2 separate regions of the Homo sapiens genome follow, and region 2 is linked to region 1. A link is a loop called in an ENCODE intact Hi-C map of the cell type or tissue named here. Cell type or tissue: PC-3. All regions are shown on one strand. Each heading gives the region's core, and the rest is flanking DNA. Links, peaks and the distances in the headings are about the cores only. Region 1 has its middle 130 kb from the start of PODXL. Region 2 overlaps PLXNA4 (plexin A4).

Evidence for each region. Peaks named below come from ENCODE experiments on the same cell type or tissue, not always from the same donor. Only the 100,000 strongest peaks of a DNase experiment are listed, where the experiment ranks them.
Region 2: a loop joins it to region 1, with 8 times the contacts of the local background. A loop is called at or near these places in 3 of 110 quality-filtered maps.

Annotation. Positions count from the first base shown.
Region 1 is chr7:131,684,148-131,695,645 of GRCh38, reverse strand. No RefSeq gene overlaps it. Among named protein-coding and RNA genes, the nearest start is that of PODXL, 130 kb to the right of the region's middle. RefSeq lists a silencer at 6,317-6,366. In PC-3, for the core only: CTCF peaks have their summits at 3,215, 3,421 (motif pointing left) and 6,348 (motif pointing left); a DNase peak (open chromatin) is centred at 6,325; H3K27me3 peaks cover 2,843 bases.
Region 2 is chr7:132,138,927-132,150,424 of GRCh38, reverse strand. It overlaps PLXNA4 (plexin A4), which reads left to right. Exons shown (of 32, transcript NM_020911.2): 26 at 1,779-1,882; 27 at 2,426-2,525; 28 at 3,725-3,915; 29 at 5,137-5,306; 30 at 9,614-9,826. Among named protein-coding and RNA genes, the nearest start is that of PLXNA4-AS2, 120 kb to the left of the region's middle. RefSeq lists a silencer at 10,589-10,789. In PC-3, for the core only: no CTCF peak of the experiment used is centred there; a DNase peak (open chromatin) is centred at 4,744.

The DNA.
Region 1 (11,498 bases), core at 2,124-10,123:
CTCTTAATGTGTCCAGTTTAAGGTTTCACTTGAGAAGCAAGAACTGGAAAAGATTTAGGGAATAGAAATTGCAAGAATGACTAGGGATTGAAAAGCAGAATGCTTGAGGAAAGGTTAAAGGAACCAGATTTTCTTTGGACTTGAAGAGGAAAGAGTTGAAAGAGACTTAAAAACAACCTTTTCAAAATAAAAAAAAAGGGGCCCAGCTGCTGTCCATCTCCACCAGAATGGAAGGGGACACCACTCTGACCTGGTTGGGGTTGAGGGTGGGGGGCTTGAATTCGGCATCAGAGGAATCTGTGTGGCTACAAGGAATGTCAGAACTACTGAGAGAAAAGTGGAGCCATTTCCCTGCATATTTCCTTGGAGGTGCTAAAAAAATCGACCCAGGTGCATAGATGAGGACAAGCTGGTCTTTAAGCAGAAAGTACTGCCATCTGTGTAGTTGGTTTGCTGCAACATGAGTCAAAATTTCCTGCATTATCTTCTCCTGTGAACCTGCCTGGCTGCTCCACATTTCTGTTTTACTTATTACTTTGCACAAAACCATTTGTGGTTCCTACCAGAGGATAAATGCTACCTGGAAGGCTTTTTCCTGGAAAGGAATCATTAGCAGTCTCTAACACTGTAACTCCTTCAATGAGCTCTTACCAATCGGGAGAACGCTCAGGAAAGGGACACAGAATAAGTATGGGTTTTTTTGTTGTTATCGTTGTTTTTGTTGTTGTTTTGTTTTGTTTGTTTTTTTGAGACAGAGTCTCCCACTGTTACTAGGGCTGGAGTCCAGTGGCGAGATCCTCCCAGGTTCAAGCAATTCTCCTGCCTCCGTCTCCCGAGTAGCTGGGATTACAGGTGCCCACCACCATGTCTGGCTAATTTTTTTTGTATTTTTAGTAGAGACAGGGTTTCACCATGTTGGCCAGGCTGGTCTCGGACTCCTGACCTCATGATTCACCTGCCTTGGCCTCCCAAAGTGCTGGGATTACAGGCGTGAGCCACCACACCCGGCCACAAGTATGTTTTAAAGCTCAAAGGCAAGGCTGAAATGCCCAGCTTAGGATAACAAGGGTAGGATGTGCTCAGGTTGCAAGGAACAGGCTGGCGGCACTGGAGAGGCCCTAGCTTGGAGCAGGAAGATGGAGGGTAATTTCTCACCATCCTCTACTCATCCTGCTTTAAGCTGGCTCTGTCCCCTCAAGTGGGAGCCCCCTGCAGGCAGGGACTTCTTTGGGGGGATTACTTTATTCCCAGAGCCTAGAAGAGCACATGGTCCCCCTCCCAGGCACATAGACAGGTCAGGTGCACACAGACATGTGGGCCTCCTCCCACCATCCACTGCAGGCACTTGGGCCAGCCATGCAGCTGCCGCTGTGACGTTGAGGTCCCTGGGGACCCAATCCAAGGCTAACACTTCCAGACCCGAACTCAAGAACTGCCTTGTCCTCCCTCCACCTCTCTTCTCAGTACCATTCCCCTGACCCATCTTTCTGGTTTTTCCCACTGCCTCTTCCCCAAGATGTGCCCCTCGTCTGTTTCTGTCTCTTTCCCTCTCTGGATCTGTCCCATCCCTTCTCCTGGATCTGGCCTGCCCCATCCACCTTGTCTCTTCCCCCAATCTGTCCCGCCCTCTGTCCAGCTCTGCCCTCTTCTTCCCCAGCTCTGCCACAGCTCTGCTCCCAGTCAGTTCTGCTTTGCCACATGCCCCACTCGGCCCCCAGTGCTGGTCCTCTGTCCTCTGGCTCCATCGTACTCTCCCCTGTCTGTCCCCACATGTGGACCCACCAATGGTTCTCTTTAGGAGGGAGGAGGGGCTGGGTGCGGTGGCTCACACCTGTAATCCCAGCATTTTGGGAGGCCAAGGCGGGCAGATTACCTGAAGTCAGGAGGTTCAAGACCAGCCTGGCCAACATGGTGAAACCCCGTCTCTAACTAAAAATACAAAAAAATATTAGCCAGGCATTGTGGTGGGCACCTGTAATACCTGCTACTCGGGAGGCTGAGGCAGGAGAATCACTTGAACCTGGAAGGCAGAGGTTGGGGTGAGCCGAGATGGCACTCCAGCCTGGGTGACAGAGTGAAACTCCATCTCCAAACATAATAAATAAATAATAAAATGGGAGGGAGGAGTGAGACTATTCCTAGAGCCCAGAAACACCCCCTCCCTAACTGAGGGAGAGAGAATACACACCTGGTATGTAGTAGAGGCTCGATAATGTGTGATAAACCAGTGAGTGAATGAATGAACACTGCAGAATGAATAATTAAATAACAGTACGCCTGGAAAGCTCAGGAGTGCAGAGAACAGAACCCTGACATCCTCACCACAGGATCTTCTGCAGCATGGAGTACTTCTCAGGTGCGAGCAAATACTGTGTTCAATCCCTGCTTTCTGGGGAGAGGGAGCTTGCGAGAGAGGCCCTGCATCACCCAGGAAAGCAGGGTGACCTCCAAGGCACAGGACAGGGCTGGCCATTGTTTCAGATGGCAGAGAGGACAATGGTGCTGAGGGGCTCCACCCCACCTTGAGGCCCCCCCTCAAAAACTCCCTCTAGGCAAAAAACAATAACAGAAACTCTAGATGCAGGTGAGTTGATCTTTCCTCAAGGGGTTGCAAGTCCCTAGAGACCCTGGGCCAAGCCCTTTGTGGTTGCAGGCACCGTCCTGCAACATCATCCTGCAATGCTGCCAGATGCTGAGTGGCAGGACCCATCACTATGAGTGGAACCTGGCACCTGCCTCCAGTCTCAATTCAGTGGCGCTGACAGCCATGTCCTGAGGGGCCCAGGAATCCAGAAAGGGGAAATGGCTGAGCCCAGTGCAGGGGCTTCCAAAAGCTAGAGCAGCTGGGAGCCGGGGTTCATGTCAGGAGTTTGAGTGCGGTCGGAGGGGGCTGAAGAGACAATGGTGGGGGCACAGAGGACAGCCCCTCTGGTCCATGCAAGGTCAAGAGGGGCCTGGGTGGAGGCTGAGAGCCTGCCTCAAGGCCCGCTGGGTGGGTGTGCCCTTGTCATTGTTACTACCCGGGCTCAGCAGGATACCCTAGAGGACCTGGCCAGTGGAATCCATCCCATCCTCTGCGTTCATCTGAGCCACACCCACGGTCCCCCCCACCGTGTGTTACACAAGCAGCCCCTGAAGGCCACCTTGGCCTCCCCATTAGCGTCACCAGGACAACTCCCCCTCTCAACCCCTGCTGCCCAAAGGAAATCAGCACGTGTTTCCAGGCCTGGCCCCCACGGTGGCCCTGCCGCATCAGGCCCTCTGCTCATCGAGCGCGCACACGCGGCACAAGTCATTAAGACATTCTCGACCTGCGACCGGCAGGCACACACCCACTCACAGAGGTGGCCTCATCGGAGCCCAGGGCCGTGGCCGGGAAGCGCCGGGAGGGTCCCAGGGATGCGGTGCTACTGCCCCCTGCTGGCAGCTTCTGGAACACCGCGGGCTGATGACAAGACAGAATACGCAGAAAGGCCTCCTCCCTTCCTCCACACAGCTTTACAACAGGGAACATTCAGGGGTGCGGCCCTCAGTGGGGACGTGGAACTGGCTGCGGCCAGAATAACTCCCAGTTTGCAGAGAGGGAACGGGCAGCACAGAAAAGGAGAGCAGGGGGAGGAGGGTGAGAGATGGGAGCTCGCAAGCCAGCCTGAAGAGTAAGTGTATACACGCCCCTGCCATCTGCACTGCCCTTCCCAGGTTACAGAGCACGTTCATGTTCACTGAACATCACAGCTCTTCCAGACGACCCTGAAAGGCAGGGGCAGGGCAGGTAGGGTTCCTTCTGTTTTTCCAGTGAGATCATGGAAGCCCAAGGAGCTGGTATCCCTCAACTACAGTGGCACAACCAGGTGCTGGGCTGCACCCAGCATAATGTCTGCCTCTGCTCTGATGTGTGATATTGAACAAGTGTTTCTGGGCCCCTGTGGTGGCCCCAGAGCATGAGAATTTGTTCTGACAAAAACTTCCTCTACCCCCAGAGCCAGACCCAACCTGTTGCCTGGTGACAGGCAGGTGTGGGCGGGGAGAGGCTGGGTCTAACAGTGGTCTGTATTCTCCATAACAGACTGGAAGGCACATTAAGTAGAGATAAGCAGAGGTCTGAGAAAACGTAAGTATTGTAGAGCACAGAGGTCCCGCCCCAGCGTAGCAGCTAGACAGCCCCTAGGATGCTGAGATGCTGGGCTAGCCCCCACAGCAAGGCTGGAGTTCGGATGGTTGATCATTTAACCTTGTGCTCCTGTTGCTTTCCAAGTGTCCGGGAAGAGCCAAGGTCCATAGATAAAAGCAGCCACAGCCGGGCACAGTGGCTCACGGGGAGGCCAATGCAGGTGGATCACCTGAAGTCAGGAGTTCCAGAGCAGCCTGGCCAACATGGCGAAACCCCGTCTCTAATAAAAATACAAAAATTAGCCGGGCATGGTGGTGGATGCCTGTAATCCCAGCTACTCTGGAGGCTGAAGCAGGAGAATCGCTTGAACCCAGGAGGTAGAGGTTGCAGTAAGCCAAGATCACACCACTGCACTGCAGCCTGGGTGACAGAGTGAGATTCCATCTCAAAAAAAAAAAAAGAAAAAGCCACACACCCTGGGTGTGCAACAGGCTGGAGTTGGACTCCTTCTTTTGATGATGGAACCCTCGTCCTCCCTAGGGACAGATCATCTCAAGTCAGCTTCCCCAAACTTCTATCTGGCATCTCCCAGATTCTCCCTGTTCTTGTCTGATCTCCTACTGCCTCTGCCCTAACCATTGCCCAGAGCTCCCCTCCTCCTGTCCTGCCCTTCCCCAAGGCTATGGCCACACCAGGGTCAAGGGCACAAATGGCCCTTCCAAGCACGAGTAAACTGATTGGAGGAAACAAACCCATTCCTCATCCCTGTCTCCAAGTCGCCACAAGCGATAGCAAAATGCATCCTCTGCTCCGGACCGAGGAGCCGGTGACAAATGGAAGACTTGTTCTTCCTCTGAAATTTTTTTTAATGTTGAGAGAGGAGAGGCGGAATATTTATTAGTGCGGAAATGGGACTTGTCGGAGCCTGTGAACGCCCCCACACGTGTCTGTTCTCAAGGAACAAGAAAGACAAGTTAAGGAATCTAAGACCCTTGTGAGCCATGAAGCAGTCTCTCCAGAAATAAAATGTGTACCCAAGCAGGGGCTCCAATCAAACACTTCCACCAGCTAGAAAAGGGGGCCGCCAGAGGGGAAAATCCAGCCCAGCTCCTACCACCACCCCCGGCCCCACTGCACCGTGGACAGTCCACCCCAGCCCTCTCACACCTGACCAAGTACTGCCATCCTTCGCCCCTCCCTGCTGCCCTAGGGCCAGAGGGGCTAAGGCAGCTCAGAAATAGGCTAATTCGGGTACAGGGAATGCTTCCTGCAGGAGGCATCACCTCACAGAGAGCTCTGGGGTCTTTACCCGCTGTGTTCAGGTCTGGCCTGGGCAGCTTTGAGCCTCGTGGCCTTCTTCCCTGCTCACTCCCTCATTCATTCAGGGACCACCCTCCCTCCATGTGCCAAGACAGTGCTGGATCCCATGGGGAAAGAGAGATGAGTAAGACCCTGTCCTTGTCCCCCATCATGGCTGAAAGGGACAACGGGCAACCAAAAGTCGCATTTCTGTGTCGTGTTACTGTGTCGTGAACTTTGACTCAGTGACCTCATCTCAGGTTCCAGGGTGAGAGCTGGTTTCAGAGCTGCATTGCACAGAAGAAGAAACTGAGTCCCAGAGAGATGAGCGGTGGCCCAGCCTGAGCCTGACCCGCAGACTTCGCTCCACACGCTTCCACCCTCCTGCCCGCGGCTAAGCGGCAAGGCTGGTCCTTCGGCCATCGGAGGAGTGGGTTGGATCCTCAAGACAGAGACACGACTACTGGCTGGAGTCCTCAGCTCTGAGGGTGCGGACTTCCACCCACAGTAGTTTCTCACACAAACCAAAAGTCCCCTCCGAAGAGCAGCCCCAACCAGGCGGAGGGGACAGATAACCCGTTTCTGAAGGCTGAAGCAAAGTGGAGAAGTCAGGCGGCCTGAACCAGAGCTCAGAACTGAGGTCCTCGCTGGGGCTGCCCAGGACCACCTTCAAAAGCCACCGTCTGCAAGAGTAACCCACCCCCCCCCCCACCGACAACTCCTGCCACACTCTGTATACCCCAGGGGCTGGACATGTCCGTCTAAAGAGGCTTTCTTGAGGAGAAGAAGAAGATTCTGGCCTAGGCTCGCCCTATCCAATTCTCTCCACACCTTCCTGTCCACCCAGTCCCCCAGGGGAAGCCAATAACCCCTGCAGCTCTGTGGCTGAGGCCATCCCTGCCTCATGTGTTGGTCTCTCCTGCCCTCTGGTGGACAGATCCCAGCAGTGCATCCTGCATAACCCAAATGGAATCACCTTTCCTTCCAGAGCCTCTTCAATCTCTGTTCCTCTTCCCACAGGATCCTGTATCTGGGCCCTGCACCTCCAGGGCCATACTGAAGGTGGAGGTTGCTCTCTGCTCCCTCACTCCCATTCCCCTTATCTCCTCCTACAAATCAAGACCACCTCCTTTCTGACCCCAGCATTCGGGGACCTTCTGGCCTAGCGTCCAGCTCCTTCTGCGTAACTGGTGCCCTGCCCCTGATGCTACTGGGCCTCCCCTGCACCATGACCCCTTCTCCCTGGGTCTCCTTGCCTGGATCTCATCCCTGCTGCCTGCCTGCCAGTCTGGTCTCCTCCCCCACTGAAGGCTCTGATCGTAGGTAAGAGGCTGACCTGGCCCTAAATGCCCAGCTGTGGCCACCAGCTTCAAGGCTCTGGGCAGCCTGTTTCTGAGCCTCTGCTTCCTTGGGCTTGCTGGATTTGCTTGCTGGCCTTGGTTCAACCGACTTCAATTTAACTGGCATTAACCAAGCAGCTCTGCTCTTTAGTAGACATTGTCCTAGGAGCAAAGAGAATAACAGAGGTGAACAGGCTGCAAATCAGTCTACCAGGGAAGGCAGACACAGCAAGAGGTACCCGAGCAGAACGTGCTGGGTGCTGAACCAGGAAGAGCGTCTGAGGACAGCAGGGCCTGGGAGCCCCAGGGAGAGGATTCATGGGGAAAGTGACCTGAATCCTAGGCCGATGGGGGAGCAGGCTCCCCGGCACGGAGCAGAGGGGATGCTGGCTGTGACAACCACCACTACTGAGCACGCCTTTACCTACACTATTCTCACCTCGCCCTAATGCTGAAGTTAAAGCTGATATTATCCTGCTTTTGAAAGATAATAGAGCGTCAGAGCATTAGGGCAGACAGCCCCGGGTCTCATCGCTAGCAAGTGACTTGAACCTGGTGCCACATTCAAGGCACCATTCTGTTGCTTCCCTAGCAGAAGGCAGAGCGTGAGCAAACGTGTGGAGGCTGGAAGTGGCAGCCCACTCAGGAATAGAGAGTGTTTCCAGGCAGGCTGAGACAGCGCCATGTGAGCATGGGACCTGCACTCTCAGAGCCACACAGAGGGCGGATGAGGAGGGCAAGACGAGGGGTGGGTGACCGCATGGCCCTCACTCTCACCCTTCCCTTTTTTTTTTTTTTTTTTTGAGATGGAGTCTCGCTCTGTCGCCCAGGCTGGGGTGCAGTGGCATGATCTCTGCTCACTGCAACCTCCATATCCCAGGTTCAAGCTATTCTCCTGCCTCAGCCTCCTGAGTAGCTGGGACTGCAGGCATGCACCACCATGCCCGGCGGATTTTTTGTATTTTTAGTAGAGACGGGGTTTCACTGCATTAGCCAGGATGGTCTTGATCTCCTGATCTCATGATCTGCCCGCCTTGGCCTCCCAAAGTGCTGGGATTACAGGTGTGAGCCACCGTGCCCGGCCCTTCCCTCCTTATTCTAAAAAAAAACCTTTGGTTTTTATCTTAGTACTTGTTTACCCTAAATACAAACTGTATTTCCTAGCCTTCCTCACTGGTAGATGTGGCCATATGGTTAGGGGCACATGAGTAGAACCTACATAAACAGCTTCCAGGTGACGCTTTGAAAGGAAGGAGAATGGCTCTTGCACCTCTTCCTGCTGGCTGGGTTGTGGGCGAGGTGGCAAGGGGTGCCGGCTCATGTAATCAAGGGCATGCTGCAGGAACAGCAGAGCCACCACACGGAAGATGTCACGGGGCTGTCACACTGTCCTGGGACTGCTTATCATCAGGCATTACTTGTGAAAGAGAAATCTACTTCTCTCACGTGTACGCCCTTATTTGGGTCTCTGTCACGGCAGCTGAACCTGAATTCTAGCTAACATAAAAGCTATCACAGGGGTCTCAGCCAGACAGCAAAGTCAGAGGCAATGGAAGGGAAGGGGCAGGGGCGGGAGATCCTCAGATGCTGTGGAGACAACTCCGATAGGATTTGGCATGTGGTTGAATGTGGGCGGTGGGGAAGGAGGACCGGCAAGGCATGAAGTTGACAGCAGAATGGAGGTATTTGAGACAGGCCATCCTCTTCTTTGCCATTTCACTTCTAGATCTCACTTTCTCCTGTGTGCATCTCCCCTTCTTCAAGACCTCTCCTTTCCCTGGGTTCAAAAAATCACTTGACCAAGACCTCTCCTGCCTCTGCCCCTCACATGTGCTTCTCTTTGCTGGACACCACCCCCAGCCCTGCACCACCCAGCCTGGCCACTTCAGGGTCTTTTATAGACTCTGCAAACAGCACCTCCCCACTGGAAGCTTCCCTGACTGCTTTGAGCTGAGCTAGGTCCTCAATCTCTGTGCTCCCTTCTGACTCAGCATGGATCCCACCAGGAACTTCTGGAGGGCAGATACCTTCTCTTTTTTTTTTAAGAGACTGGGTCTAGGCTAGGCACAGTAGCTCATGCCTGTAATCCCAGCACTTTGGGAGGCTGAGGCAGGTGGATCACTTGAGGTCAGGAGTTCAAGACCAGCCTGGCCAACGTGATAAAACCCCATCTCTGCTAAAACAAAAATTAGCCGAGGGAGGTGATGCACAACTGTAGTCCCAGCTACTCGGAAGGCTGAGGCAGGAGAATCGCTTGAACCTGGGAGGCAGAGGTTGCAGTGAGCAGAGATTGCACCACTGCACTCCAACCTGAGTGACAGACCAAGACTCTGTCTCAAAAAAATAAGAGACCAGATCTCACTCTGTCACCCAAGCTGGAGAGTGGTGGCACAATTACAGCTCTCTGTAGCTCCATTTCCTGGGTTCCAGCCATCCTCCCACCTCAGCCCCCGAGTAGCTGAGACCACAGCAGTGCACCACAGTGCCTAAGTGACCATATTCACCTTTGGATCTCAATGTCTAGCATCCTGCCTGGCACATGATGGGCACCCAGGAAATGCCATTAGCCAGGATTTTCCTTTATCCCTGTGCCTGGAAACCACCTCCTGGCTCCCTGTCACCATTCCCCCTCGGCAGTCTCCACCCATCTGAGTGGCAACACTTAGATGAAACAAAAGCAAACCAGTCAGTGTGGAGAAATGAAGCCTCTAGAAGTAATGTCAGGTAACTTTCTTCAGCTGCCCTCCCCCCACTCTGATTCAGAACTGCCATTATCAAAAGGTAATAGGTTTCCATAATCTTACTCCCCATTTGGGCAGAAAACCATGAAGCATGCTTTCCCAAGGATGTTTAACTTGAAATCTTCCATACCTTAAATTTAGGTCTCCATTTCAGAAATGATGCAGGCTTAGATGAAAGAAGACAAATGTCATTATTTTATGGAGAGGAAGTTATGAAACACCACACATGTCAAATCTCCATATACCTTTTCCTCCTAATGCAGCAAAATGATACCTTTATACCGTTCATTCAAAGGCTCAGTAAGTCGGCACAGGGAGATGGGGCTGCAGCAGTAATCATCGATGTTTCTGGTAACCCCTGGCACCAATCTACTGCATTCTAAACACATGAAAGGCTTCCTCAATTTCACTCCCCATCATCATCAGCCACAACAGGTATTTATTGACTGCCTGTTATACGTGGGACATTTGCTAGGTGCAAGGAAAGAAAACTTGAAATTTCCCAAAGATTTTGAAAGGGGAAAGATCTGTACTTTAGAAGTAAGTTATCTGCCTCTTAAATGAGCCATGTGTATAAAGAAGACAATTGCAGAGACTTTTATAGAGATGGTCTAGACCGTTGTACATTGTCAGATTGCTCCGTGTGCAATGTTTGCCAAATACAGGACAAATGATGCCATCATAATTATTCAACGGCATGGTAACCTAATCGATGCGCCAGACAAAACCTTCCAAAGAGAATCTATAGCTCTTCTGATCCTCACCCAGCCCTGCCAATTACAGACAGGCAAAATATTTCCATGGTCTCCTTCTCTGTCTTATCATGAGAACGTGCAGACCAAATCTGTGTTTTGAAATCAAGAAGGTCTGAAAAAGGCTACTTATCTCCAAATGTAGTCACACGTAGATTTGAAACAAATGCAATGGCTTTAGGGAGGAAAAAGACAGAATTCTTTGAACACAAAAGCTCTGCATGCCTTTTTTAATGAGTTCAGAAAATGATAGAAACGTTATCGTCCTGCAAATGCTCACTGAGTCACGGCAGCAGTGCGAAGCCTTTGTCACTCATTTCTTCAAGTCTCTTTCCACATTCAAATCACTCTTCATCATTAGTAGCAGGAGATTACAATTTACATGATTGTACTCATTTGTGCAAGAAAACATGAAGGGAAGTTTCTCAATATTTTGATACAGGTTTTATACATCTGCCAGGCACCATTTCTTTTTTTTTTTTTTTTTTTTGAGACAGAGTCTCACTCTGTCACCCAGGCTGGAGTGCAGTGGCACAATATCGGCTCACCGCAACCTCAGCCTCCCGGGTTGAAGCGATTCTCCTGCCTCAGCCTCCTGAGTAGCTGGGATTACAGGCGCCCGCCACCACGCCCGGCTAATTTTTGTATATTTAGTAGAGTCGGGTTTCACCATTTTGGCCAGGCTGGTCTTGAACTCCTGACCTCGTGATCCACCCACCTCAGCCTCCCAAAGTGCTGGGATTACAGGCGTGAGACACCGCACCCAGCTGACATGTACCATTTCTATCAAATGTCTGTGTACTTGTTTTTGTTAAATGTGGAGAAAGAGGACTCTATTCCTTTTTAGTATGGAGACTGAGAGAGACCAAAACACAATTTCTTTATTCTAAAAGATGAGAGGGATCAGGCATGGTGGATCAAGCCTATAATCCTAGCACTTTGGGAGGCTTGAGGAGAGAGGATCGCTTGAGGCCAGGAGTTTGAAACTAGACTGAGCATCATAGCAAGACCCCATCTCTACAAAAATGAAATAAAATAAATAATTAGCTGAGCTTGGTGGCACGTACCTGTAGCCCTAGCTGCTTGGGAGGCTGAGGCAGGAGGATTGCTTGAGCCCAGGAGTTCAAGGCTGCAGTCAGCCATGACCACATCACAGCACTCCAGTCTGGGTGACAGAGTGAGACCCTGTCTCTAAAAAATAATATGAAAAAATGAAAGATGAGAGGACTGAGGCCCAGGAAGGAGCATGAACTGT
Region 2 (11,498 bases), core at 1,135-9,134, 460 kb before region 1:
CCCAACCCAGACTGGTGTCCACCAGCATCCAACTGCACAGCACATCAGCTGTCTGGCCAGCTTGGAGAGATTCCTCTTCCTTTGCTCCAACCACTCAAAAGTGCATGCATGCATACCTCCATAAAATAAAAAACAAAACAAAAAAACTGAAGAAAAAAACAACACAATAACAAGCAAAAACGCTAGTGACCAGATACCTCAGTGAGGCATTTTCCCCTTTGCCTATTAGTCTAACCACCCCAGACCATAATCACCATGAGCAATCCCAGCTGTGACATCCACAGGACTAAGGGATGGATGGTCCCCAGAGACTTCTTGCTCCAGTGAACAAGCATGTAGTCCCTATGCTTTCATTCCTTTGACCACCTGACATGATGCTAAGCTGTAAATCAGGCAGCAGGGAAGCCCCAGGGACTGGAGCCCCAGGGACTGGAGGCAAGGGGCTTAGATTTTAGGAGCATCTCTGCTATTCCAAAGGGCATGCCATCTGTGAAATGGGGTTGGCAGCACAGACCACAACAAATACACAATGCAGGGAGGAATTGGTGCTCTCTGCCACAAATGTGGCTGGTCATGGACCAGCCTTGGCAGGAGGGAAACGAGGAAGAGAATCTGAACATGTGGCTCTGTGAGACATAGGAAGAAATCCCTGGTGGGTCAAGCAGTGACTGCCAGGCCACTTAATCCAGCAACTAACGACACTCTGAACGAGCCCAGCATTCTTTGCACATTTCAGAAGTATCAGCATCTGAGAGGCATTGAGCAGGATCTGGGCTGCCTGGAAACCAAACGTCTGGCTTCTTGGCTGGAACACACGTTGCATTTGAATTTAAGAGGCTGTTTTTCCTTTCTGGTATATGTCCATGAGAATGGTATGTGTGGATGCGTGAGCTCATACATGTGTGTGCTGCATGAGTTTATGTGTGTCTGACATGCACATGGATTTTCATGTGTGTACATTTCGAGATAAGAATGTGCACTTCTCCACCTACACGTGATTTGTACCAAGTATGGTGGTGGGGATTTGGTTGATGAGAAACAGCCTCCCATTTCCATGTGTGATCCATCAGTAAGCCCATGTATTGTAGGTGTTTGGACCCGTGAGAATAATATGGGGATGTAAATATATCCTTGTAACATCAAACAATTAGGTGTTGGATAGATTACAACGTTGATATCATTTACATAAACTTTGCAGGGAATGGGATGTTCATGGGCGTGAGAATGGGTTTTGCTGATTTTTTCCACACTCTTTGACCCAATCTCCCTGACAAGGGTGACACACCTGCCAGTTTCACCCTGTAGGATACACCCCTGGAACAGGTCTGGGGCTGTTCAGTGACTGAGCCTACAGCCTTGATTTCATCAGCTCTAAGAGCTTCCAAACAAGTCACGCTACCACAACTATGCCACTTTGCATTTGCCTCATGCTTTGTCAAAGCTTAGTGTTTTATTATGTGCCTCTTTTGTTTGGCCAATACTTTTTGAGCACCTACTTTTTACAGATGTAGCCATTCACAGCAAGCAGATGGGCAAGGGTGGATAAGTGATGTTAGCCCCATTTTGGTCACATAGTTTGTTGGGCTTAGAACCAGAACTGGAACTCAGGGCCTCTCTGCGTTGAGAGCTTTGGCACTCCATTTTCGCAGGAGCATGTGCTAGCACTTGCAATGGACACACCCTTGAGCTAGCACTGCATAGGTACCTACACAGGGTCCTCAGCTTCCCCACAAGAGGGGTCATAGGGCCTCTCTGAAACGCCACCGCTCTTTTGGCAGAGTGGCGACAAGGAAGTGGGGCAAGGATGATCTTGCAGGATGAAGACATCACCACCAAGATTGAGAATGATTGGAAGCGACTGAACACACTGGCCCACTACCAGGTGAGGGGAATGTGGAAAGGGGAGGAGCTAGCCAACTACAAGTCCCTTGCCCTGGAAATCATTGCCCTGGAATAACAGGGGTAGACACCAAGCCCCTCACCAGCACTCCATGTTCCCTTAGTGATCCAGAGGAAATTGGTGTCTCCCAGCCAAGAAACCAGGAAACCCTGACCTCTTTGGAGATAGCATCCTGACATGCACACTTTCTGCAGGGCATGGGCAGAGTCCCCAGGGAAGGCTCTCCTGAGAAGTTCCTCTGGGCATTTAAGGCTGGGTCATCTTCCAGGGAAGCACTGGGATTGAGAATGCTAGGGAGGAGCTCTTGCCAGAAGTTACTCCAAGAGAAGCCACAAAACAGAATACTTGTCAGTATCCAGATCTGTGTCTTGTTCTGCTCCAAGGAAAGCTGACAGCCTCCAAAGTCCCCTAGTTCTCCAGCAAGGCACCAATTTCCCCTTAGTGCCAAGTTCATCATGATTTGTCCTTATTTCCTGGAGTGGCAGAGCTGCTGTGCCTAGGCCCTGAGAAGCTTTTTCCCTGTAGGTGCCAGATGGTTCCGTGGTGGCATTAGTGTCCAAGCAGGTGACAGCCTATAACGCAGTGAACAACTCCACCGTCTCCAGGACCTCAGCAAGTAAATATGGTAAGATCCCACCGAGTGTCCTAGGGAGGCCTGGGTGTCCTGAGCAGCTGTTGTCATGACAGCAGCATAGCCAGAAGGCAGGAGACTCTTGGAGAGGGGAGATGGGGCATCAGACAGGCTGACCATCGGGGAAGAGAGCCAGGTGGGGGAAGAGGACCCTGGTTTCAGTCGGGCACTCTGATGCATAAGCAAGACCTTCATCCACGAGCAAAAGAAGTAAAGCCAACTTTCATGAATGTCTTCCAGGCTGTGTGATAGCTATTATCTCACATCATGTTCATAACAATCTAGTGAATTAAATAATTATTATTTCCCCCTATTATGCAGATTAGTACATTATAACTCAGGTGCACAGAGGCTAAATGATTTGTAAGAGCCACTGTTATTTTGCAGTGGAGTGCAGGTACAGACCAGGTGCGAGGCTCTGCAGTGGTGAGGAGAGGGTGCTGGAGGTGGGGTAGAAGCCAGAAGAAGCCCTGTTCTGCCCTATCTGTGTGCTTTGGGGCTAGTCATCTGACCACTATGAGCCTTGGTTATTTATTTATTTACCAGAAGAAGAGACTGAAAAATCTACCGACTGAACAGGATCATTCTAGATAATCAATAGATGAATACAGAGAATAGTGCCTGCACACAGTAGGACCGCCATTTCTTTTTCCTGCTCAGTACTCATTTCACAACACTTCACAAACACTGGCAGGAATTTCAGCAAATAAACAGGAATAATTGGCGCAGGCCAGAGGGGAGGACAGACGAAGGTGAGCAGGTTACCCAGTGATTACTCATCCGATCAGCGGTTATTGAGGGAGACAGGCTACCTGCTCTTAAGTATGTACTTAATTGGCTGCACAGAACACATCCTGAGACGTGACTTGAGAACTCTTACAAGGAAAAGCATTAAAAAAGTACAGGCTTATATTTTTACAAATTGAATAATTAAGGGTTGACACGATGCAGAGTACAGGAAGAAGGGGGAGATCTGAGTGGGTAGAATTAGCCACAGATAGTTTCCTGGAGGTGGTGAGAAAGGCATCCCAGTTTCAGGGAATGCACCAAACCAAGGCAAGGTGACAGCACCGACCAATGGCAGGAATGATCAGACAGTCGTTGGCTTCTGCCGGAGCAAGGGATGCATGGTAAGTGATGGGCTAAGGCTGTGTGGCCTCACATATGTCGGGGGGTGATCCTTGCCTTGGCAGAAAACATGATCCGGTACACGGGCAGCCCCGACAGCCTCCGCTCACGGACACCTATGATCACTCCTGACCTGGAGAGTGGAGTCAAGATGTGGCACCTAGTGAAGAACCACGAGCACGGAGACCAGAAGGAGGGGGACCGGGGGAGCAAGATGGTGTCTGAAATCTACCTGACCCGACTCCTGGCCACTAAGGTATCAGACTTGAGAACTGGGTGCAGGGAGCCCAGAGGCTATGGAGAGGGACTTCATCAGCCCACAGAAATGCCAGAGTAGCCAGTACCCAGCATTCATGCTGGTGCCCACTCTATTACCCACCCCAGGAGGCACTGCTGACCATTCCCCGTACCGAACCTCAGAATCCTTCTCAATCCAGAACTCCAGGCAAACCCTGCCAATACATCAGTGTTGGCATGCAATCTGAAGATTTGTTTCTACCCCTTCTCCATGCCCTTCTGAAATACTGAGACTCTAACTGCCTCTTTTCACATTCTTCTGCCATGCCTTATAAAAGAATGATTTCTTCTCTGTGGTATCATCTACAATCTCAAGTTGGGGAAGTCGGGGCTCCATCACGACTTCCCAGGCACCATATCTTTTCTTTTTTTTTTTTTTTTTTTTTTTTGAGACAGAGTCTTGTTCTGTCACCCAGGCTGAAGTGCAGTGGTGCAATCTCTGCTCACTGCAACCTCCTCCTCCCAGGTTCAAACAATCCTCCTGCCTCCCAAGTAGCTGAAACTACAAGCATGCACCACCACGCCTGGCTAATTTTTTTTTTTTTTTTTTTTTGTATTTTTAGTAGAGGTGGGGTTTCACCATGTTGGCCAGGCTGGTCTTAAACTCCTGGCCTCAAATGATCCGTCCGCCTCAGCCTCCCAGAAGTTGGGATTACAGGCATGAGCCACCGTGTCTGGCCTCCGGCACCATTTCTAATCCTGGTTCTGGGGACGTTGCTTGCCTGCAGTGCTAGTCTTTCACTCCTGAGACTGGGCTCAGCTCTGCTCTCTGCAGAGCCAAGTGAGTCACTGTTCATTAGCCAGTGTGAGTAATGCCCAAACAAAGCCAGCAGATTGTGTTTGTCTGCTCTGACCAAGTGAGTGTTCATTAGCATTTGTGAAAAGTGCTAAAATAACACCGCCAGAGGGTGTTCAACCAAACCGTGTTGTTGGCAGAGGAAGCCTTACGTAGGTCCAGTCATCAGTGTTATATCTCTTTTCCATGTGCAGGGGAAATTTAAAGCTGTTAGAGACAGATGAAATGGGAAAAAATGATTTAATGCATGGACTTACCCAATTTTACCCAAGTAGGGTGGGCTGTATACCATCCTCCCCTGCCTAGGTCTGTGAGGCAGGTTTTAAAAGCCATCCTCAGAACTACGTGAGTCGAGCTGTGTCTGGACGTATCCTGCCTCTCCAGGGCACACTGCAGAAGTTTGTGGATGACCTCTTTGAGACCATCTTCAGCACGGCACACCGTGGCTCTGCCCTGCCCCTGGCCATCAAGTACATGTTTGACTTCCTGGATGAGCAGGCTGATAAACATGGCATTCATGACCCGCACGTCCGCCATACCTGGAAGAGCAATTGGTGAGTGAAGGGAGGGCAGGGGGCACATCGGGAGCCCTGAGCCCACCCAGCCTCAAGTTAATGGTGGTGGGACTCTGGGCCTCCAGGAGAAGGGCTGGCCAGAGCCTGTTTTCATCAGCAGGGACTCTGAGCAGGCACATTCTCTGGTCCTCCCCATCCACTCTTCCTAGATTTTTGTGCTCACTCCCTCTCTTACTTCCCTCTAGTCAAATCTGTCTGTGCATCTTTCTTTCCTATCACTTAGTCAGTTAACAAACATTTATTGAACCAGCTGAAGAAGCAAGAAAAATATGCCAAATGTCACGGCCAGGACACTCTCCCATCCAAGTACCTCCTGGGTGCCTGTGATTATGCTAGACACGGGGCTAATCAGACATGGCCCCTGCCCTCAATGAACTGACAGATGAGGGTGAGAGGCAAGGAAGTCTGCTGGTGTGGGACAAATGCTATGGAAGATGGAGGATGTGTCGTGTGCAACCAGATCTTAGAAGGGCAATGTCTAACAGTGACTTGCAAGCAGTTTTGAAACACACTTAGGAACCAGCCAGGTGAACAAAGGGCATTCCTATTCTATTCAAGCAATTGCTCTCTTCTCTTTTCCAAGCTCTGTGTGGTGAAGAGACCTGCCCTTAACCACTATGTCTTCCTTTGAGACAACAGGATTCTCCAAGTACTAATTGACACTCTAGGTGTTCTCCCCTATGATCCCCTCTCTCCTTTTAACATGGATCATCCTTCCTTTCACTTGTGAGTAATTTGTATTTCAGGTTGAAATTTCAAGATCGCACATCAGTATTCAGCACTTAGTACGGAAGCTTGCATAAAGCTGGGTCTCAATAATTATTGATGAGATGCAGAGCCAAGGTGGTCTCTGGTTGAGAGCTCTACCTGAGGCAAAGCTGGCTTATCCTTTGTCCCATTGCTTCCAGAACTGCCTCCCTGTAGCTTTTCCAGATCTTCTTCCCCAGATCATTCTTCTGAGGCAGTGTGGGCCTGTTGCCCGCACCAACAACTGCTAGGATGGGCAAAGCATTAGGGCTCAGCGAAGCACCCTGGCACCTAGCCCTGGGCCCCAAAGCAATGCACAGATGAAGGCAGAAGTCAGGCTTTGGTACCAAAACTGTATTCAATGTAGTATACTCTGGCTCCTCATCCTCTTCACCGGGAGAAGAGACTATCCCTGCTGAATATGAAAAACCAGGTAGGAACCAAGGTTGAGACCACAGAACCAAAGCATGGGGTTTGCTCCCATATTAACTCCTAGTGAGAGAAGACCTTCGTTCTGGGGTTCTTCCAACCTTTCTGAAATAAGACTCAAAAATCTAGATTGCTCACTCAGTGTAGCAAAACTTTGTGATGCGATTTCCTCCTTTTAAAGCTGTGCTGGGTCTGATATCTCCCAGGACCTGCCTTTAGGTAAGATGCGTTTAACTCTTCTAGACTTTGTGGCGTGACTACTGGGAGCTGTTCAGTGGGGCATGTCCCCAGCCTACCAATCTGCTTCTGTTAGTGAGTCTTCCTACTTACTGCCTCCATTGAATGTTAGCAGCCTTCAGGAAATTTTTAAAAAAAAATGCTCTGCCCAGAACTTCTCTCGGTCCTAGCTGGAGAAAGTTGGGTCTTTCTAAACATTTCTACCTGCTTTTAGTAGCACAGTGCAAGAATATCACCTACAATGGTATCTAAACCATTTGTTTTCACCCCATCCCTCCTGCTGGGGCAAGGCCACCTCCAGGGGTGCCATAATGTCCTTGGAGTGGAGCCAAATCTTCTTGGATGCCAGCTCTTCCAAGTACTCAGGTCTGAGCAAAGGAAATCCCAGAAAGTAGACAGTTTCCCCCAACCCTGAGGACACTTTCCCCCAACCCTGACTTGATCTATTGCTATGCTGAGGAAGACACAGTCTGGGAATTTTAAGATCTGCATATTGACTTGGAGTTAATTGTCTCTGATGGAAAAGTGATTATTTTTTTATTCCTGGCCCAAGGTGTAACCCACCCTCTCCCCACCCCCTTCTTCCACAGTTCCCTACCTCTTCTCTTTTAAATAAACCTCCTGCTCATTTAGCCTGAGTGGCTGCAATCAACCAGAGATTAGTGCCACCACTAATGTTAATAATATGCTAATATTTCATTAGGCGGGAACCTCAGGTGGGTGCTGTGGCTTCCCTGTTTGCTGTGCCTGTCAGCAAAACTGGCTTGAGGACCGGGAAGCATAGGGAAGAAACAACCGGCAGAGCAAATGTGGACTCCCAGAGTCCCTATCCTTGGTGTAACTTGTGGAACAACAGGAAGATGTAAACAGAGATTTCGTTAGCTGGAAGTCGTGAGTCCTGCATTCAGGGCTCTGAGCCCAGCTGTCAGGAAGGCTGGGCAGCTGGAATGACCCCTACTTTCACCTGGGTGTTGTGGCTGTCTGAGCTTTCCTGGGTGCCATCCCATTATTTCCTATTAGGGATTTCCAGGGATGAAGCAAACACCGCCAAACATTTTCAGACCTCAATGCTGCCTGCCTGAGTCCCGCCCTGCACACTTTGTAGGAACTTAATAGATCCTTGTCGACTGATTGGCAGTCTTGAACATTAGGTTTTCCTGTATTAATAGCATTTGTTATTTGTACATGCTGGCTGCTGGGAGATAGAGCAAGTATAGAAATATTGTACTGGTTCTATTGAAATGATGTAATTCAAAGAATTTAAGTTCTAACGAGCAAGCCAAACACATAATGAATATTCTAACTATTACCATCAGTGAGAACAACCACCAAAACAATAAAACATCAGGGGAAATGGCAGGAGGCAGAGGTGGGAGCAGAGGAAAGAAGTAAGCAATCCCTTGCATGGTGCCTAGCCCTCTTTCCCACCTGCGTCCAAGCAGGCTGGTTGGAAGCCGTAGGATTATAGCCTGCAGGGATGGCTACAGCCAAAAGGGGCAGAAGGTCCCAGGATTGGGACATTATAAGCAACAGGCTTACAATAGCAGACTGCAGGGCACACTTTTCCCTCTTTGTCTTTGTTAATGCAGATTTCCTGTCTGCAGCCCATCCTCCACCACCTTCCTCCAGGCCTCACCCTGCTAAGAAACACACAGGCCAGGCACAGTGGCTCACGCCTTGTATTCTCAACACTTTGGGATGCAGAGGTGGGCAGATCAACTGAGATCAGGAGTTCAAGATCAGCCTGGCCAACATGATGAAACCCCATCTATACTAAAAATATAAAAATTAGCTGAGTGTGGTGATGGCTGCTTGTAGTCCCAGCTACTCAGGAGGCTGAGGCAGAAGAATCGCTTGAACCCAGGAGGCAGAGGTTGCAATGAGCTGAGATCGCCCCACTGCACTCCCGCTTGGGTGACAGAGCAAAACTCCATTGAAAGAAAGAAAAAGAAAGAAAGGAAAGGAAAGACTTACACAAGTTTTAAAACTCCCACCATCAAGTGCCCCCTTTGTGAAGGCATTCTGGACACTGCCCTCTGGGTAGGCTTGATGCTTCCCTTGGTCCCATGCTGGACCCTACACATCCCTGGTCCTAGCACCAACAGTCCTCCCGGCATGTAGTTGATTTCATGTCTGCCTTTCCATGAACCCACCAGAATGCAGGCTTCTTGAGAGCAGAGGATGTGTCTCATTCATCACTGTATCCCCAGTTGCAAGCACAGTTCCTGGTGGGCAGGAGGTGCCAACTGGAGGGGAAGGAGGGAATACGATGGGGCCCATGAGGTGGGTGAATGTGGGTTTTCAAGCGTGCCAGCTTAGAAATGAAAAATCAGTCAGCTACACTGTACTTCTCAGCCCCAGTAGGAGTAGGCTGAGAGGCCCAGGCAGGGAGGAAGGGTGTGACTTCTGCCAAGTCATACAGTAGATGGCAGAGAGTCAGATACAAAGCCTAGATTCCAAGCAATTCCTTACAGTTTGCCAACTAGATGCTCTTGTACCAGGCTTAGGAGCAGACAGACAGAGAGTTAGAAATTCCGCTTTATAGCATACATCATGGCTGCCTTTTAGACCAAAGGGAAGATGATGAGCCCTGCCATCAAGGCTGGGTATCAAGTCCTCTCAAGTACCTACCAACATTATATCTCTGGATGAATTATTCAGCCTTGCCAGTCCTCAGTTTCCTGGAAGGTAAATTGGGGCCCTGCAGACCTGCCTCACCTCCCTTCCCTGGCACATCCCATCCGCAGCATAGAGAAGGCTCTTAAGTTCTATTAGTTCCCCAGGCTTCTCTCCTTCTCCAGAGACCCCTCCTACCCACACCACAGCCCCACTGCCCCGTCTTTCCTGACCATCTGCCTCTTCCTTCCACGCAGCCTGCCCCTGAGGTTTTGGGTCAACATGATCAAGAACCCGCAGTTTGTGTTTGACATCCATAAGAACAGCATCACAGACGCCTGCCTCTCTGTGGTGGCTCAGACCTTCATGGACTCTTGCTCCACGTCAGAGCACCGGCTGGGCAAGGACTCGCCCTCCAACAAGCTGCTGTATGCCAAGGACATCCCCAGCTACAAGAATTGGGTGGAGAGGTGAGTGCTGGGCCACGGAGCCAAGTCAGGGCCCCTTGCTGGAGCCAGCAGCTCCCTCAACAAAAGGTCCCCTCCCCATCAAAAACCAGCTGTGTTTCCAGATGAGTCATTCACAAAGCCTAATCCTGCCACTGCAACACCCACACCCCCAAGTCCCAGTGCTGCTGTCCCCTGAAACCAGAATAGGAAAACTTGGCCAGAGGTTGCCATGGTAGCTCAGCTTCCCTAGATAACAGGCCCTGGAGCCTAGTGGCTGAAATGTCTTCTAGGCCCAGAAAGGAGATGCGGCTCCCAGCTCTGATCTTCACCACCCACCCCCCAAAAAATAAATAAAAACTGTCATCATAACACTTCAAGGGGCCAAACTACATCATTGCTGCAGAAAAGGCTGGAGGCCTCTACCCATCTGCTACCGTCTGGCTGGCAGTTCCCAGCATTCAGTGGGGATGCCTTTGTCACTGTCTGAACAGTTTCTCACTCTCCCCATCCCTTGACTCTTGCATGAGCTCTTAATGCCCTGGTTCTTGCAGCGTTGTGATCAAATCCCAGTGTCCTGCAGAGCTCTCGTGACTGAAGGTCCCCCTATGAGCCGCAGGGCTGGGCTCTTCCTAGGGCAGTGCGACTCATGGTAAAGAAGGTTAATGGTTTGTCTGAGCCACATCAGCTCCATACGCCAAGCACCTGAACTAAGCAACCAGCTGAAGCTTTATTTATTCATCACAGAAGCCCTGTACTAGGGAGAGGACAGGAACTATAAGCTCCTTTTATGCCATGAAGGTGAAGAAATATACATGCAGAATGGCTAAGTAATCTGCCCAAGATGATTTAAAGAACCAAGATGAAACTAGATCCCAAGCCTCTTAGCTGACTCCCAAATAACCTTCCTACTTATTTGCGTTACTTTCAGACAGGGCCTCTGCCAACCCATATGGTGCCTCTGTATGGTTTAAGAAAGATGCCCCTTCCTACAGAATGAGGTAGCCCCACACCAAGTGCGTAGTTTGCTGAATGATGGGCTTTGTCACCCCCAGCTCATCCTCTTGTCCAAGTACCTTTGTGCAGTGAATAACCTGCGCAACTCTACATGGCAGTCCTGCATTTAGACTTTCTCTTTATTCTAAGTAGCTTAAATATAGGAAACCTAGAGGGAAGCTCAGATATGGTGCCTTTTGAAGAGTAAAAGAGTCCAGAAGGTGTTCTTGACTTGGTGACAAAATGAACTTTATCATTTTGCCTATGATAGAGACAGCCTCTGTCTTTATACTTGAAAATTGCCTTCCCTTATAAAAAGGAAATAACTAAGAGGGAGTAGAGTCCTGGCCACCTCAGTGCATTAGTGTCACTAAAAGGGTTTGATTTTGTTTTTCCCTCTCCCCTCTGCTCTTTGATACCCTCTCCTCCTTTCCTACTGATGCAGGTGGTGGACATGCCACCTCAGCTGTCCAAAAGGAAACTAACTCTTTTGTCCTAGTGTCTGATTATGTCTGAGTCACCTAGACAGGCTCTCACCTCCTGCTATGTAGACAGTGGCTCACTCTCCCAACAATAGAGCTGCCAGGAGCAGGCCCTCCAGCCCCTCCCATGTGGACAGCCAATTCTTCAGCAGGGAGAGGGGGAAGAGGCAGCAGCTGGGCTGTTGGTCATCCGAGTGCCACAGTGTCATTGTGATAGT